2 separate regions of the Homo sapiens genome follow, and region 2 is linked to region 1. The links are chromatin loops, found by intact Hi-C in ENCODE. Cell type or tissue: chondrocyte. All regions are shown on one strand. Each heading gives the region's core, and the rest is flanking DNA. Links, peaks and the distances in the headings are about the cores only. Region 1 has its middle 270 kb from the start of PHLPP1. Region 2 overlaps PIGN (phosphatidylinositol glycan anchor biosynthesis class N).

Evidence for each region. A loop is a pair of places that touch in the nucleus more often than their neighbours do. Peaks named below come from ENCODE experiments on the same cell type or tissue, not always from the same donor. Only the 100,000 strongest peaks of a DNase experiment are listed, where the experiment ranks them.
Region 2: a loop joins it to region 1, with 7 times the contacts of the local background. A loop is called at or near these places in 25 of 110 quality-filtered maps.

Annotation. Positions count from the first base shown.
Region 1 is chr18:62,981,374-62,984,178 of GRCh38, reverse strand. No RefSeq gene overlaps it. Among named protein-coding and RNA genes, the nearest start is that of PHLPP1, 270 kb to the right of the region's middle. In chondrocyte, for the core only: CTCF peaks have their summits at 1,117 and 1,339 (motif pointing right); no DNase peak of the experiment used is centred there.
Region 2 is chr18:62,182,462-62,185,266 of GRCh38, reverse strand. All of the region lies in intron 1 of PIGN (phosphatidylinositol glycan anchor biosynthesis class N), which reads left to right. Among named protein-coding and RNA genes, the nearest start is that of PIGN, 3.2 kb to the left of the region's middle. In chondrocyte, for the core only: a CTCF peak has its summit at 1,482 (motif pointing left); no DNase peak of the experiment used is centred there.

The DNA.
Region 1 (2,805 bases), core at 185-2,684:
AGACGCCCCTTAGTTCCTTCATTTGTAACAATGACAATATTTACACTTACATAAGGCTTTAGTATTTAAATTACTGCAAATACATGACCTAATTTGATTGCTGGAGAGGTAGGTAAGGCAGATACCAGAAACCCACACTTTATAGAAATTCTATCTTTTTTTAGGATGAGTTCATGTCCTTTGCAGGGACATGGATGAAGCTAGAAATCATCATTCTCAGCAAACTATCACAAGGCCAGAAAACCAAACACCGCATGTTCTCACTCATAGGTGGGAATTGAACAATAAGAACACTTGGACATAGGGTGGGGAACATCACACACCGGGGCCTGTTGTGGCGTGGGGGAGCGGGGAGGGATAGCATTAGGAGATATACCTAATGTAAATGACGAGTTAATGGGTGCAGCACACCAACATGGCACATGTATATATATGTAACAAACCTGCACGTTGTGCACATGTACCCTAGAACTTAAAGTATGATAATAAAAGAAAAAAAAATTTTTTTTGAGACAGAGTCTCTGTCGCCAGGCTGTTCCAGTCTCTGCATTCCAGGCTGGAATGCAGTGGCGTAATCTCGGCTCATTGTAACCTCCGACTCCTGTGTTCAAGCGATTCTCCTGCCTCAGCCTCCCGAGTAGCTGGGATTACAGGCATGCACCACTACACCTGGCTAATTTTTGTATTTTTAGTAGAGACGAGATTTCAGTATGTTGGCCAGGCTGGTCTCGAACTCCTGACCTCAAGTGATCCACCCGCCTTGGCCTCCCTAAGTGCTGGGATTATAGGCATGAGCCCCCGTGCCCGGCCTGAAATTCTATCTTGTGATAACATGTCAGGGATGAACTCAAAATACCCTTTGATGAATGTTCACATGATCAAATGGAATTCTTCTTCTCTCCCCTGCAGTGCCAGTGGTGAGGGGACTCTCAGGTGTTATCCTATAAGGTCCAGAACATGTTAACAGATGCTTTGTGTTTTGCTTTTTTTAACCATGGAAAGGGGAATTGGGAATTAGATGGACATTGAAGACAGACTTCTCTCCCAGCAAAACTATATGATTCTGGTTATCCATCTTAATATTTCTGCATGTCAATTTCCCATGGAAAATCAGGCTCATCACAGGAACCAGCTGTCATCACTTCTACTGTCTTACAAAGCGGAAACACAGCTTCTCGGCTATACTTGACAGTGGTATAGGAGTTTGCTATCATGTGTTTACGAAAATACAGTGATAAGAAACTTAAACACTTTGTTTCTTCTGGGAAAGTGAAGGAAGGATAAAGAGTGAAGCCCATTTCCACCCAAAGTCTAAGCTTACCAGCAGGTGGTGCTGTGACAAAAGCAATCAAGAGAAACCAAGGCAGGCAGGTGGGGTTTCTGGGTCCCAGAGATCGGCTCTGCTACCTCTCATCAAAGCCAGTGCTCGGGAGCAGGAGCGAAGGGCAGGAAGCTTGAGGGCAGCACAGGGCGGGCAGCATGCGCTGGATCCAACACCAAACAGTTTCTAGGGTCCTCGATCAGGGGTTCTTCTCCTAGCAAGGCTCACCACAGCTCTCCGCTTCCCGTTTCATTTCTTCCTTTCTCTCCCCTCAAAGCCCTTTCCCAATTATCTGGATTTCCAGCAGGAAGCAGGGAATAGAGCAGGCGGGAATGCCCTTCTCCCTAATACTTACCCTGCAGACACTGTGGCTTCAGGGATCTTCAAATATTAAGCACTTTAATATTCAGAAAGCACTTTCAGTTGTATAAGCAGCTCTACATATACTATTAGATGCTATCTGGATAAACAGAAATGCAAAGAAACTCCTCAGAAATAACTGAGGCAGCTCCTATGCAACCGCATGGAGACCTATCAGCTAAGTCTATGCCACTTTGGTCACTCAACATGTGCTTGACTGAATTACCTTTTCATCTAAATGCCCTACTTACCCCAAGCCTCCAAAGGGCAGTCTCACTCCAAGGTGCCTTACATGTAGTATGTGCACAATGGGACCGAAAAGAGACAATAAACCCAGCAGCAAGCACAAATAAACTGGAGGACTCAGGAAAAAAGCAATTCCAAGTCTCATACCCCTTTCTCCTGCAGCAGACACAGAAGTTAGGAAATGAGGTGTCCCTGCATCAGAGCTTGTGGGGCCCAGTGGCTGCCCCTGGCACAGAGTTGCTGTGGGGCCCATTTTAGAATCTGGAAGCGATTGCTGCCTCCGTGGACCACGCTCAGCCAGTTCTGACCACTCTGGAAGTGAGCTGCGGTGGAAGAGATCCACATACAAGGCCGGGGTGTGCTCCACCCCCGGGGACAGGTGAACCCTGCCCAGAGGGGGTTTAAGAACTGAGGAAGTCAGAGAAGCAGCCCAGACCTGCAGGAACTAAGGCGTCGGTGTGAGAGCTTGGAGTTGTCCACATCTGCTTCAACCCAGTGGGGCAGCCCGAGGGACAAGGTAAGGGGCTGGGAAGTGGAACCGGGGCAGGGGTCCCAAGGTGGTTTAGCTTCCAGTCTCAGCCAGAGCGCTCCGCCTGTACTGGGGAGTCAGCTTCCTTGGTCCCTGGGTCTCTCACTGGGCCGAGATGAGGCAATTCTCTTCCATGGCTTTAGTGGTTTCCAAAGAGCACTGTGTGCAAGTAGCCTGATGTGGAAATGAAGTACGGCCATTACGAAAACAAAGTCCACCCAGCGGCCTCCTAGAGGGGGACACAGAGCCCACCACCAAGTCTACTAGTTAAGAAATAAGAACTGCCCTGTCACTGAATTAGCCAGGTCCCACCCAAGGGCAGACCTAAAGAAGGAAGCCAGGTCTACAT
Region 2 (2,805 bases), core at 288-2,787, 800 kb after region 1:
TAGAGATTTCTTAGCAAAAGGGATTGCTGATCCGTATTTTAGTTGGATTTTCCAGAGAGATTAAAATGGAACCAATTTCTGGAATCCAGGAATGGAGGATTAGTGAATGGCATGGGAAGGGCATGATTAGAAATGGATTGTTTATATACAATATTTCCATCTCCATGATTGGGAAATTGAGAAATCTCCTGCATTTAGGATTCCTGAAGAGGATTATGCTTATAAGATAGAAAAGCTTAAGTTCAGATCCCAATTCTACTCATTATTTATTGTGAGACCTTGAAAAAGTTACCTAACTTCTCAGCCTCACTTGCATTCGTCTATCAAAGGGGATAAGGAAAGTACACAGAATTGAGAATGTTCTTGTCCCAGTGCCTGGTACCTGCTACACAATAACTATTACTGTGGTCACTTATTAATTATTGAAATATTAGTATGTGTTGAGAACATTTGACAAGTGTTTAAAAATAAAACTAATATCAATCGTTTTGGCAGTGCAAGCCTGAAAAAGCAATTAAGTCAGTAGGGCTGAAGGGAGTATCTTTAATTTGGGGTCTCAGTTCTAAAACACAAGTTGAAAATAGATTTAAAATGTTTCCTCAGAGTTGTAAGAACTTGCATGTAGAGGAATTCTTCCCATACAAATCTGTGGTTTTCTGCTTCTATTTCTGCCTCCTATCCTATAACCATGAACTTGTGTGTTTGATCTTGTAAGCCCATTAGAAATCAACTGCCCAGTCTTCCCAGTATGTACTTTTCTTTTCCACAATACACAGAGGTTTGGTTATTCGTGAATAATGTATAAGTAACACACACTGGAATATTAAAAATTACCGATCACTACTTATAATAATGTATTATTAATAGTGTTGGGAAATTTCCTTTCTACTTAGTAAGATTTTCATTAATCTAGGCCCTTACAACTAATGTTTCATCTGACTAATGATAGTTATTAAAGCTTGTGCCTTAGCAATGAAGATGTAAAAGATGCCTTTTTTCAAAGCACGTCAATCATTTTAGTATTTAAAAAATTATTTTAGGTTTTAATAGTCTTAAAAGAACCACAAGTAATATTCTGAATGCAAGTTTTGGTTGACTTGAGGTTTTAGTAATACCTCATGTTTTATTGTTTTTCAGTGTGTGGTAAACATCCACAGATAAACTAGATAACTTGTATTGGTACATGCATATATCTTTTTAAAATTTTAATAGTTATGTGTTTGTTTTGGAGGTATTTCTTTTTCAATAAATCTGAATAAATTGTGATTTTCTTTAAAGAGAAGTATTAAGTAATATTTAGTATTAAGCAATTAAACTAATTAAAATAAGTAGTTAGTGAATGCTGATATTTTGTAATAACTGCAATTTTATTTACATTAATAGTAAATTACTTTATCATAAAAGGTTTAGTTTTTTTTTTTTTAAAGTATTTTCAGTCTTCACATCTTGTTCTGGAGGAACAAAAACAGAAGCAGGGCATCCTCTAGTGGCTGTAGTGCATATTGCATTTACCCTTGAAATGATAATTCTAAATAATTTATTCAGCAAACATTTGAGTCCTTACTAAGTGCATAAGACTCTGATGGGTGTTGGAGATGCCCCGTCCTGCTGTCATGGAATTGTGGTGAAGTGACAGAGACAGACATTAATTCAAATAGTCGTAGACAAAGCTATGTAATTACAAACTGAAGTAAAAGTTTTCGTTTCTGACTTCACCTGCATAGTCCCTGAGGAAGTGATGCTTGAAATGGAATGTTAGGAGAGAGTGGAAGATAGGTTGCAAGTACATTCTGCAGAGAGGAATTGAGCCTACAAAGGTCTTATAGCAGTGGGATACTTGAATAAAAGAAGGGGCCAGTGATGTGAGATGTTACAAAGTAAAGGGGAGTGCTATGAGACAGGTTTAGAAAAGAAGGCAGAGGCTAGTCTATAAAAGACCTTGTTAGTCACATTAAGGATTTTAGTCTAGATTAGTAGGTGAAAAGGCACTGGAGAGTTTTTTTTTTCCAGCTGTGACTTCATTTTTAAATTTATTTTTTAATATACGATTTTATGTATTCATTGTGTACATGATGTTCTTCAGTTTATATACATTGTGAAATGCTCAAATCTAGCTAAGTAACAAATGCATTACCTTACACATAGTTATCATTTTTGTGATGAGAAATTTGAACATCTACCCTTTTAGCAGTTTTCAAGAATACAATATATCATCATTAACTAGAGTCACCATGCTGTACAACAGAGCTCTTGAACTTATTCCTTCTATCTAACTCTAATATGAATGCTTTGATCAGTATCTCTACAATTGCCCCCCGCTGTGGAACTACCCCAGCCTCTGGTTACCACCATTCTGCTTCTAATTCAGTGGGGTCAACTTTCTTAAGTTCCACATAGGAGTGAAATCATGCAGTATTTGTGTTTCTGCACCTGGCTTATTTCACTTAGCATACCAGGCTTCAGGAACATCCGTGTTGTTGCAAACGTGTCTTTTGACTTTAAAGACAGTGAATGCTTCACAGAAGGCACTGGAGAGTTTTATACAAGGGGTAAGATGTTCAGATTTTCTTTTGAAAAAAGAAAAGCAAGTAATACTCTGGCTACATGGCAAGAAATGGATCAGAGAAGGGTTAGAGTATATAGGGGTGACCTATTCCTGCATTGCAGTAGTTCGCATAAGAGATGGTATACATCTTAAATTATAGAGGTGTCAATGGAGATTAAGACAAATGAACAGATTCAAGAAACACAAAGTGGACAATTGTTAGATTAAATAAAGGGGAAGAATAGGGTGTAAAGAACAAT